Linked DNA regions of Homo sapiens: region 2 is linked to region 1. The links are chromatin contacts, found by Hi-C in ENCODE. All regions are on one chromosome and are shown on one strand. Each heading gives the region's core, a stretch centred on a gene start or an enhancer-like site at or near the end of the contact. The rest is flanking DNA. Distances are from core to core; before and after follow the strand shown. Region 1 overlaps ADAMTS9-AS2 (ADAMTS9 antisense RNA 2). Region 2 overlaps ADAMTS9-AS2 (ADAMTS9 antisense RNA 2).

Evidence for each region. A loop is a pair of places that touch in the nucleus more often than their neighbours do. Pooled maps may share reads with other maps.
Region 2: a map of heart left ventricle shows a loop between it and region 1 (2.3-fold over the local background). The contact joins two enhancer-like sites. A Hi-C loop is called at or near these places in 2 of 168 maps with a recorded cell type or tissue (heart left ventricle and kidney) and 1 of 50 pooled maps.

Annotation. Positions count from the first base shown.
Region 1 is chr3:64,737,487-64,743,970 of GRCh38, reverse strand. The region is part of intron 1 of ADAMTS9-AS2 (ADAMTS9 antisense RNA 2); the gene reads right to left. Among named protein-coding and RNA genes, the nearest start is that of ADAMTS9, 53 kb to the right of the region's middle. Within about 2 kb of position 3,755, at least 5 of the 41 ENCODE cell types and tissues checked have a DNase peak (open chromatin) inside an H3K27ac peak, as active enhancers do.
Region 2 is chr3:64,812,078-64,818,203 of GRCh38, reverse strand. All of the region lies in intron 3 of ADAMTS9-AS2 (ADAMTS9 antisense RNA 2), which reads right to left. Among named protein-coding and RNA genes, the nearest start is that of ADAMTS9, 130 kb to the right of the region's middle. Within about 2 kb of position 2,763, at least 7 of the 41 ENCODE cell types and tissues checked have a DNase peak (open chromatin) inside an H3K27ac peak, as active enhancers do.

The DNA.
Region 1 (6,484 bases), core at 2,506-5,005:
TATTTTTTGAGTAAATGGGTGAACCAATAAGTGATCAATAAAATCATAAATGAGATTCAAGAATATCCTTAAAAAATCTCTTGAAAAAATATAGATTTCTTTTTTCTCTGAAATATGGGCTGAATCTGTAATACCCCACCTTTTTTAGTAGTTACAATAAAACAAGCACTGTGCTGTGCTGTGTATGCAATGTCTCATTTAATTTGCAAATGAATCCTCAACTGACAGTATCATTTTTTTTTTCACTTACTAGCATATATACTGAGATCAGTGATTATTTGTTCAAAAATAGCCAGCTGTAAGTAGAAATGCCATTTCTCAACTCGGGCCTAGCTGACTTTGCAGCCTATCCTCTTAGGCACTGTGCTGAAATATTTAAAACGCGCCCATTTCAGACCTAAGCTTTAAAATTAAAAAAAAAAAAAAACAACAACAGATTCCTCTGAAAGTCCAGTCTTTGCACCTTTTTCCATTCTTCTGGTATTACTGTGATGATGGGATCTGGTTGCTGAGTCAGGAACACTCCACGGTAAGGCATGGATTACCTCCAGTTCCTTTGTTGCATAAAGACCCAGCTCAGGAAAAGATACACATGGTAATAGAACTGTTTGCATATTTCCCTCTATCCAGGGGATTTTCTTTTATCCTATTCCAAGTGGGTGAGGTTTATCTTCACATTTCAACTTTGAATGCAGAAATGTATTCTTGCCAAATCAGACACCGCTTTTCCTTTGGAAAGAAAAGTGGAAAGAATTACAAGACACCATAATGAGATGATGGTACAAAATATGCAGCCTAGATTAAATTTAATGGGGAGATACCAATGTGTATTTAGATTATATGCCAAATCACATTCCCTGAAATATGCTGCTAGGAACTGCTGGTTGTTCCCTAATACTTTCTCTGTAGTCAGAGACATCTGATTTTTAGCGGGATTCCTGACCACCCAAAACAAAAACCATACTTCTCAGAGCTGGGGGCCACATGGTTGGGGCCAGGTATCTTAAGTCTAGCCAACAATCCATAAGTGAAAGCATCATGCAGCAGTTCTTTTTTTTTTTTTTTTTTTTTTTTGAGACGGAGTCTCGCTTTGTTGCCCAGGCTGGAGTGCAGTCCTAGCGCAATCTCGGCTCACTGCAAGCTCTGCCCCCCGGGTTCACGCCATTCTCCCGCCTCAGCCTCCCGAGTAGCTGGGACTACAGGTGCCGGCCACTACGCCCGGCTAATTTTTTTTTTTTTTATTTTTTTTTATTTTTAGTAGAGACGGGGTTTCACTGTGTTAGCCAGGATGGTCTCGATCTCCTGACCTCGTGATCTGCCCGCCTCGGCCTCCCAAAGTGCTGGGACTACAGGCGCCCGCCACCACGCCCAGCTAATTTTTTTTTTTTTTTGTATTTTTAGTAGAGACGAGGTTTCACTGTGTTAGCCAGGAGGGTCTCGATATCTTGACCTCGTGATCCACCAGCCTTGGCCTCCCAAAGTGCTGGGATTACAGGTGTGAGCCACCGTGCCGGCCCATGCAGCAGTTCTAACAGCCTTTCTGAAAGGTCTGCTGCAGTGCTTGTTTTGCACCATCTCTTCATCTCTTCTGATGGCTGGAATTTTAATGAGATAGCAGGAAGTAAAGCAGCCATCCTGGACCATGAGGTCAGCTTCAGAATGGAGGCTAGACACAGTGAAAAGAAATAGAAAAAGTCTAGGTACCTGAGATCTTTATGAAATAGAACTTTTAAAGCAATTCCAGTCTACCCTCCAGATTTTGACATGAGAGAGAAATAAACTTCTATTTTGTGTAAACTATTATTAACAGTTTAAAAGCTTAAGCCAAACCTAATCCTAACTGACACACATGCCAACAGCATTCAGAAAGCCCTTCATGGTAAAGTGGTCATAATACCAAGTTAGTAATAACGGCCTGCCTACAAATATGCGTGTCAAACTTATACCATCCTTATAATGAAGTCCTGTTATCTTTCTTTTAAGATATGGATATTTTATGCAATTGCTACTTGGAATTATGATGGAAATAGTGGTCATTTATTGAGGGTCTATGAAGTTACAGAATCAATAGAAAGATAAATAAATGGAACACCAAAAGAAAAATCAGTAGTTCAGCTGCTGAGTAAAAGGCAAGAAGGAGAGTCACCTAGGAATTAGGGAAATAAACAAACAAATAAAAAACTATGTTAGTCCAACCAGAAGTGGAATTTGGGGCTGGGTGCAGTGGCTCACACCTGTAATCCCAGCACTTTCTTTGGAAGGTCAAGGTGGGAGGACTGCTTCAGCCCAGGAGTTGTAGACCAGCTTGGATAGCATAGCAGGACCCTGTCTCTACAAAAAAAAATTAAAACTTAACTGGGCATGGTAGTGCATGCCTGTGGTCCAAGATGCTCAGGAGGCTGAGATGGGGCAATCACTTGAGCCCAGGAGTTCGAGGGTACAGCAAGCCAAGATTGCATCACTGCACTCCAGCTTGAGCAACAGAGTAAGAACCTATCTAAAAAAAATAAAGAAAAAAGAGTGGAATTTGGAAGCAAGCTTGGGTCAGCCCACTGAGATATGTCTAGAAATCTGTCTATAACAATCTGCTTTCTACACCTGAGAAAAGAGTAAGGGTGGGGGCTTGTAAAGCTGTTTTTCCTCATCTGACCCCATCTATTCTCTACAAGAGCTGTTCTCAAACTGGGGATTCTATTAAAAATGCAGATGCTGCTTCAGGAAACCTGAGTGGGTCCCAAAAATGTGCCTTCCTAAAAAGCTCACAGATGATGCTCATGCTGCCAGTCCATCTACAGACCAGGCTTCGAATAGAAAGGCTACACAACTGCCAACAAGATTTCTTTGAAAACTAAATCAGATCGTGTCATGCCCTGCTTAAAAGCCTCTATTGGCTTCCACGGCAATTAGAGTAAAACCCAAGCTCTTTTCTGTGCCCCAGGAGACCCACCAAGACCTGGACCTGGCACTAGCCCCAATCACTGACCACATTTCTACCCACTCCCTGCCTTGTCCACACTCCTCCAGCCACACTGGATTTTCTTCTTGCTCTAAACAGGCCATCCTTATCTCAGGACCTTGTTTCATTTTTTTTTAAAGGGCACTTATCAATATCTGGAATTCCAACTTACTCTAAACCTGTAGAATATAAACTCTTGGAATTTAGTCTATAGTATGTACCATTGTATTCTCAATATGTAGCACAGTGCCAGCTAGAGTAGGAATTCAATACAAATGAATGTCAGAAGCTAAAGGTTGGATCACAAAAATAGTGAAAGTAATTGATCCTAGGGCACAAAAATTTAGTGGACAAAAGGAGCTTGAAGACCGAATGATAATGCCCTTATCTGCAACACACACATGCACGCGCATACACACACACAGCGTACTGTCCTAGAAGAACTGACTCCAATTTAAGTCAATCCCTACAGCAAACAGCATCAGAACCAAACTCCCAAACTCACAGTAGATGATTCATCCCCAGAAATGTCTGACACAACAAAAGTCCATGACAACAAATGCAGCTGAACACTGCCGTGCTGTTTTTGTAAGTGCTGGCCTTTGAGCCCCAGGGAAATGCTTGTGTGATACTGACGATTTCTGTGGCAGAGGAGATTGAGCACAGGGTCACCCCAACTGAGATGAATCTCTGAATGTGGCACCATTTCCCAACAAAGCCCTCCTGAAGAGAGTGCACCCAACTCTTTCTTCCTGCCTCCTTACTTGTAATGCTCTAAAATCCAAACAAACATGCACAGTCCAGAAAGGTTAGCCAGCTCGTGCCATGGAAAATGGCCATCACGTGTTTTCTTTCGACTCACCCCCCATTCCCTTCCCAAGGGTGGAAATAAAACATTTTGAAGGTCTGAGAACATTCAAAACAAGCCATCATTTAGAAGTAACGACTGCTCATGCTATGCACATAAATAAAAATCCATACTAAGCTTAAACACATTTATAAGGTCTTCGTAAAGACTTTGCCGTTTCTCTATAAATGTCCAGAAAGATTAATTAAGAGCAGGATGGCTCATCCATCTAGATTGATTAAACATATATTTAAGGGTCAGACTGGAAACAATGCCTAGATACATTAACATACAATTTTCCCACAGTCATTAGTCTATTTATTTTACTGGCTGACAATATTTCTGGAATTAAGTCTTGCTAATCTATGTCTGGAAGGAGTGATGAGACCACCCAACTCCCCATCCAAGAAACCATCTTCTCTCACTTTCCAATACTAGCATTCTTTCCCCAAATTTTCAGGCTCCCTTAAGCTTGGGAAGGAATCAAGATATCACAGTATACGGAGAATGTGCTGCATTCCACTCTCAGCCCACTGCCTCTCCCATTAGTCCTCTGCACAAGGTCTCTGCCCTCTCAGAATTTATGTCTCCCTTTTTTACACTGTCTCTTTTCATCAGGGCACATTTTCCAAAAATCATTTGGGAAGTAATGTACCCTTTCCAAAAACAAAGCATTGAGTACATGCTGATATTTAGACCTAAAGAATAATGGCTAACCATGTGCAGCATAGCGTGTTACATCCCTCATGCCCTTTATCTCAATTAATATTCACAATATGTCTGCAAGGAGTCTGGAATGTAAGTATTCATATCCCTATCTCATGGGTAAGGGAAATGGAGGTTCAGAGAAATGGAAAATATTTGGCTCTTTTCACCCAGCTAGAAGGGAGGGAATCAGGCCTCACATCTGACTGAGTTGGAGTGTCAAGCCTATGCTCTTGACTCCGGGGCCCTGTTGTCTCACAAATGCCATATTGAGTCTGAGTCAGTTCTGCTTCTCCAAGGTAGGCCTCTGGGGCTCCAGGGTGAGCAGTGGAGGACTGGGAATACTTTCTTCCCATCTGTGCCCCTAGTAGGGGCGCATGCACACTCATCGTGTATCCAGACACATTTGTTGATTCTTAGAACACACATTACTTTGGTAATTTTCCTTTGGCTGGTCTTTGGTTATGGTGGCCAACTCTCAAACTTTATCTAAGCCATGTTTATTAGCATAACTTTTAGGAGGTTTCTTAAAGAGCCGATCATACTTCCAGACTGACCACACAGTTCTAAAACAAGTCTACCAACACAGCTCTAAAGAAAACAAGACACTCTGAGTAGAAAGTAAAAAGAACCAGGATCTAATCTTCCTCATGAAGGTAATGCAAGGCTGGATTTGAGGGGAAGGCTTGGGTTCAGGTCCCCAATGCACCACTGTCCTGGAGCGAGCTAGTTACCTTCTTTAAGCCTCAGTTCCTTTATCTGTAAAAAGAGGTGGCTAATTTATAAGGTAGTTGAGAATATTAAATGAGATAATGAAGGCAAGGCAAGAAGTACCATGACTATCACATAGTACATGCTCAATCAATGAGAACTATTATTATTATTGATCCCTGCATTCAGTTCCAGGTAACATAAATAATAAATGGTGATCATGGCTGGCCATCTATTGAAGGTTAACTATGTGCCAGGTGTTGTTCTAAGCACCTTACTACCTTAACATGTAATGCTCACAACAGCTCTGTGAGGAAGTGCTATTATTCCCGTTTTACAGATGGATATACTAAGGTCCAGAGAAGTTAACTTACTTGCCCAAGGCCACATTGCCAGTCTTTCTCAGTGCCTCCTTTGGAAACAGGCACTTTAGCTTCAGGATGCGCTCTCTTAACCATAATGCTACGCAGAAAATAGTTACACAGCCATAAATCCAATGGATAAATTACTAAAATAGAAGAGGCAAGATGCCTTAAGATAGGCCCATATGTCTCCGTTCCTGCTCTTCCTCCCCTCCCCTACCCCACTATTTGATTTTTTAGCCAACACGTAGGTAAAGAGAAAATGGAGGGGAGGTTTGTTCCAGAGCTTATTCTCAAAAGTGGAGCCTCTTCAACAGTTTTTAGGATAGTATGATGATATCATGGTTGCTAAGACAACAATGAAAAACCATAGAGAAGCATGATGAAAGTAAAAGTGTTACACACAAAGAACAGTGGCATAAGCCCTGCATTTCTCCAGTTTAGCCCATCTCCCAGGCTCACTCTCCCCATGAGAGACCTGCTATACCTCTGCCCCTACCTCCTCCTCACCTCCAACCATCAACTTTCCCCAGGCCTCCAGTTTCACACAGCTGATTCCTATTCACTCACCAGATTTCAGCTTAGACCTTGCTTCCTCCAGAAAGCCTTCCTGGACCCCCCTACGCACACTCCACTCTGTCAAGATTAAGTGGCTTCTCCTGTGCTCCTGTAGCATCCATCATAGTTTTGTCAGTTCCTATTGCCCTTTCTGGGTCTTTTAATGGTCTATAAGCTCCATGACAGCAGGTTCTACATCCAGCAGGCATTCTTCTATATCCCCAGAGTCTAACTTTGTGCCTGACAGACAATTAGACACTTCAGGTAATATACATTGAATGGTACCTTTGCCAACTACAAAGCATGTCCCTTCTTTTAAGGTTCAGAACTGTGTAATAAAATTAT
Region 2 (6,126 bases), core at 1,514-4,013, 75 kb before region 1:
GCCAGCCTCCCAGGGTGCTGGGCACAGAAAAGAATAGTTACGCACAGCCCAATCAGAGCTTCCAGTGCTGTGGTCAACAAGTAGTCACTATGCGTGTAATAAAACAAATCAATTTCATGCTCTTATTAGAAACAGTGTGGTTATATACAAAGGAGGAGCGGGAAGAGAGAAAGTAACTGGTATTTAGTGAGTGTCTATTATATCCCAGGCACCATTTTGGGTAATTTCCGTGTGTGAACTCAGTTAATTCTCACAAAGACAATATGCAGTGGATAGGTCACCCTCCTACAGATAAAAACATGAAGGCTAAAATATTTAAATTACTTCTCTGTTGTCATACAGCCAGTAGGTGGCTGAGCTGGGATTCATACCAGGTCTGAATGAATTCAGAGTCTCTGCTGATTGCACCATTGTATGTAATGTGTCCATGCTTACATATAATTTGAGAGCTGAAGGCTTATGTATGTGAATATTCAGTAAATACATATATACATCAATGACAGGGAAACATTTCAGGCCTCAAAGGTCAGAAATGTCATATTTGTATCAACCTATAAGTCCTCAATACACACTGGTCTAACGTTCTCCGGAATGTGCCACCCCCTTAGAAATCTCTGAGTATATTTAAACATTGCTCCCTCTGCCTAGAATGCCCTGTTCCAGCCTCCCCCTTATCCTTCAAGGCCCATCACAGATGTTGTATTTTCTAAAATCCCTCACTGATGTCTAGATTTTCAGAATTAATGGCTTTTCATCTGTGTTTTCCAAATATCTCACTTGAAACACCTACCATCATTAGGTTTTTATGAGAGTAAGTAGTGTATGTGTCTCCTTCCTTAGCCTGGGTAGTAGACATTTATGGGTTCTGCCCTCACAGCCTCTATTCCCCCTTCTTTGGGTGTCAGTATCCTGGGTTTCCTTTGGGGAACCACCCCACCCGCAAGCCCCATCCCTGTGGTTAGGTTTGAGCTGCCTCTACTCCAACTCCAGGACTGGGCACAAGATCCAAGCTTAGCCAATCAGAGCAACACCTCATCCTGGACTCAGTGATTGTCTCAGAACTGGGTCCATGACCCAATCACAGCCAATCAAGCAATGTTAGCAAGGAGACCCTGGACTTCCACTGGAATGAACAAGAGAAAGGAGCTGGGGGAGGGGGCAAGGGGAGTCTTTTTCTTTTCTTTTTTTAAAAAAATATCTACTAGAAGATATAAAATCTGGAGCCACCACATAGAGAAAGCTTGTGTAGAAGTGAAGCAGACACAGAGGATAGAGGAGTAAAAAGACTGGAAGAGGCCAAATACTGATGACATTTGCTTGAACCATTTGGTTTGGCTAGCACTGCCTCAGATTTTCTGAGAAGTGAGCTGATACATTTAAATCTTCACATACTTACAACCAAAAAATCCTAACTACAGCTACCTAACAGAGCGTCTGTTGTACTGGACATGCTCAGAAAACATTCCTTAAAGTACACAGAATCCTTGTAAACTGACATCTGCCTATGCATCCAGGTCCTAAAACTAAAATCAAGTGGATCATCAGGTTTACCCTCTTCCATTTGGTTTTCAGACAGACAGTACTTGAAACATGTTTGCTAAAGACAGACAGAACTTCACATTCTCCTCCAGCACATGACACAATCAGAGGGAGATGCATTGTGCTTAAATAATGCATGAGGTAGCAAGGGCCAAGCCTGATGTATCAAGGTGTTGAAAACTGATGATGAGCCTGTCGCTTTTTTCAACCCATCTGCTAAGCTGCCCCCATGGATTATTTGTCAGTTTCTGTGAAGGAAAATGTGTGGGATGCTGACTCTGTAGGAAAATAAAATTGGGATTTTCCTTTCTAGTGTCTTGTTATTGTCCCTTACCCAAATGCATCTGTCCCTGGGCATTCTCCCCCAACAATAGTAGATAATTTCTTGGTGAATCTGAACAGCTCACAATTATTCCCTTCATTTTCACCTAACCCAAAGCAAGGAACTGACAGAAGCTACGCTTGGAAATTTTGCAGCCCACTGGACCAAGAGTGGGAGCCTGAAGTGAGCTGGGTCATTTTTCCCCAGGAATTTGAAACTAGAGCAGAGATAGAGAACAGAATGGATTCCGTCATTCCACGTGGTTGGAGCTCTAACAGATGGCCTGGGGAGCTGTGGGTGGGCATCCTTCCCCACCATGCGGGATGAGGAGCAGAGATGGTGAGTCTGCTGAGGCAAAGAAATAAAGCAGATGTGCAGATAGAAGCAGAGAGGAAGAGCATGTTGCCTATTCTAGTATTTCCTGAGCCCTCGCTGTATTTCTGCTTACACTTCCATTGCACAATCTCTCCATCTTTACACTAGATCCTCATTTTGTGAGTGAGCTAACACAAGTTGATGTCTGTTCCAGGCAATCAAGAAAAAAAAAAAAAAAAACCCTCATACATTAGCCGAAAAATTCTTAAGATGGGAAATCACCCAGGTGAGAAGAAATATCCCAGTTGAGAGAAACAAAACAAAAATTATCAAAAAGAGTTGGCAACAGTCATTCCAAAACCATTAAAGAGACGTCACTCAGCTCTAAGAAGAGAAAAATAAAGCTTCACAGTCGGCCAGCTGTGCAGAACTGAAATAGCATGGACCTACTCCATGAATTCACATAGTTGCTGAAAGTGAATTCCTTCCTGCAGTCTTCAGTCTTGCAGCTGAGCTATGAAATGTATTCCCAGTTTAAAATTCCTTTCCAAGTGCTATCCCATGACTTCACAAAGTTGTCTGCACACAAGAGCAACTCTCAAGCTGAGAGATGTCATGTTTGCATCATCGCTGACATGTAGACAAGTATTCAGATGGCCCATTAAGTAAATGCCCCTTGCAAGTATGGGGCACATCTGCTGGTTTGACAGCCTTTCTCTGCCTCTATAAGTTGGAAATCCCCAGCCTGGCTCATTAAAGAGAAACAGGCACGATTATTGTGTCAAAACACATTAGTGTATTTTATTCTGCCATTGCAGTTGCTTTTTGGCATTTGATGAAGCTAAAGAGATTTCAGGTTATGAAATCTGCGTTTCCTGCTTGTCTTTGTTTCAAAATTATATGTGGGATGATGTGGAAGAGGAATGTCAGTTAAGCTTCTGGACAATTCTCCCCAACCCACGAATGAATTGACATTCTTATAAAAAAAATCTGTCCCTGCTCCCTTTTTCTTGTCTGTTTGCTGAGCAAATGAGCTATTGGAAACAACAGAAAACATGTCCCTTTTTCTCCTCCAAAAAAAAGATAACCTTTCCCTTACTTTAATTGTAAGATGATTATCCGTATTATTTGACATCCTTTTAAAATATCTGGATAAAAGTGCAAACAACACGTTAATGAATTCTACAGATGATACTAAATTGGGAAATGCTGTTTTTCTTATTAATGACAACAATATATCAGGCAGCCATACCCAACAATAGCATCTGTGAGAGGGAAGGATGAAGTAGAGAAAGTCACATTTGTGACAAAGGCAGAAGGAGCCATGCAAAATATTAAAATTAAAATATAAAACCCAGATGTGTGAGTAGTGGACAGGTGAGCCTTGAAAACTTGTCAAACTAATGTGGCCATGTAATGGATGGACACTTAGAGAACTGCGTGCCCTGGGGACTGAGAGCTGAGCTATTTTTAGTTCCACAAGTAGAGGCATTGTGTCTCAGAACAGATAGTCTTTTCTTCCAGAACTTTAATAAGACCGCACCTGGCATAGGGTGTTCAGTTCTGGAACAGCACCACATGATGCACAAAAAAAAAAAAAGAATCCTTATATGTAAGATTTCAGGCTTTCTTTTTCTAGAAAGTAATGCAGCCACTTTTTTTTTTTTAGTAATTCCTAGCAGTAAATTGGCTGTTTTTACTAATTTGGTTCATCCTTGAGAGTATGAAAAAAATTGGATGCCTATTAAGCACCCCAGAATGAACACATTTAAATCTAAACTCTGGTCCCTTCCCTGATACCTCCACTGAAACCTGCCCTTTCCTCAGTCTTCCTGGCCTTGGTTCTTGGAATTCCATCCCTCCAGTTACCCCGGCTTTAGAATAATCCTAGACTTCCTTGTTTTCCTCAAACCCCAAATCCCATATATCAGCAAATCTTGGTAGTTCTAGTTTCAGAATAGATCCAGAATCTGACCATGTCTCACAATCTCCACTGCTACCACACTGATCACCAGGATCCCTCTGATCACGTCACTTCTCAAAAGTCTCCAGTGGCTTCCAAATCAGGGTGTCCAGGCCGGTATGATGCAGTGTGGCACTTCATACCTCTTAGATCACATCTTCTACACCTGCCTTGCCCACTCAGCTCAACCACACTAACACGCCGGGCAGAATCTGGTTATGTCTTTATAAATGCGATTCCCTGGTCTTAGAATTCTCTCACCCAGATATCCACATGGTTCACTCCAAAATCACCTCTGTAGTAAGGCATTTCCTGACTGGGAAGGGAAACTGCAGCCCACACTCACACCCCAGGCCTTCTCCACTCTCCCTGCTTTGTCTTTCTTCATTGTCCTTCTTATCAGCCAACGCACTATATATTTTGCTTATTTATTCATTGTTTGTCTCTCCCATGATATACACACCCAGAATATGCATTCCTGTTGTTTGCTTTTGTCTGTTTCATTCCCACACCTAGAACCGTGCCAATTGCACAGAAGGGGCTCTGTAAATATTTGCTTGGAAAGCTGAATGCAACTGGATGCCTGCTGCTAACGTTCATAATCAAAACACTTGATCAGAGTGAGCAAATTCTAAAAAGTATCTAAGTTCAAATCCAAAGAGCAAATCTATGGCAGAGCTAGGAATAATTTCAAAGTAACTTCCTTTGTCCATACAATGCAAGTACACTCCTTTCAGAGGCTAAATAGAGTTTTCTATACTGGCATCATCTCTAGCTAGAATATTGATCTGAAATTTGTTTAATCAGAGGGAATATATTTACAGAAGCATGTAATAGCTAAGGTAAATAGGCTTTTAAAAATCTCAAAAATGGGCTGTACGCAGTGGCTCACACCTGTAATCCCAGCATTTTGGGAGGCCGAGGCGGGTGGATCACCTGAGGTCAGAAATTTGAGACGAGCCTGGCCAATGTGGTGAAACCCCATCTCTACTAAAAATACAAAAATTAGCTGGGTGTGATGGTGCATTCCTGTAATCCCAGCTACTTGGGACGCTGAGGCTGGAGAATCGTTTGAACCTGGGAATTGGAGGTAGCGGTGAGCCAAGATTGTGCCACTGCACTCCAGCCTGGGCTGAAGTCTCAGAAAAAAAAAAAAAAAAACCCTCAGAAATATGGACAGCAAAGCTTGGAAAAGTGAATCTAGTGGAAAGAGTACTCACTCACAAATTAGACAAGAGCTAACGGATCTGTGCCCACCTGTTTATCATTCATAACACCCCTAGAATGAATGTAGGAACTGTTTCTATATTGCTTATAAAACTAGTGCAGACAAAGTGGGAATAATTTGCCCAAGGTCCAACATCTCTTCCTATATGCCCATCAATGACAGAGTGTATGAAGAAAATATGGTACACATACACCATGGACTACTATGCAGCCATAAAGAAGAATGAGATTATGTCTTTTGCAGGAACATGGGATGGATGGAGCTGGAGGTCATTATCCTTAGCAAACTAACCCAGGAACAGAAAACCAAATACTGCATGTTCTCACTTATAAGTGGGAACTAAATGATGAGAACTCATGAATAGAAAGAAGGAAACAACAGATGCTGGGGCCTACTTGAGGGTGGAGGATGAGAGGAGGGAGAGGAGCAAAAAAAATAACCACTGGGTAATAGGCTTCGTACCTGGGTAACAAAATAATCTGTACAACAAATCCCCATGACATGAGTTTATTATCTACATAACAAACCTGCACATGTACCCCTAAACGTAAAATAAAATTAAAAAAAAAACCCAGCGATAATAGGATATACCCAGGCAGGCCTGGCTCCAGAGCCCATGTTCTCATGCACTAGGTAGGATCCTCAAAATTTTGCTCTCAGGAACCCCTTACACTCCTAAAAAGTATTAAGGACCCCAAAGAGTTTTATTTATATGTATTATACCTATCAATATTTACTGTATTCAATCTTAAAACTAAG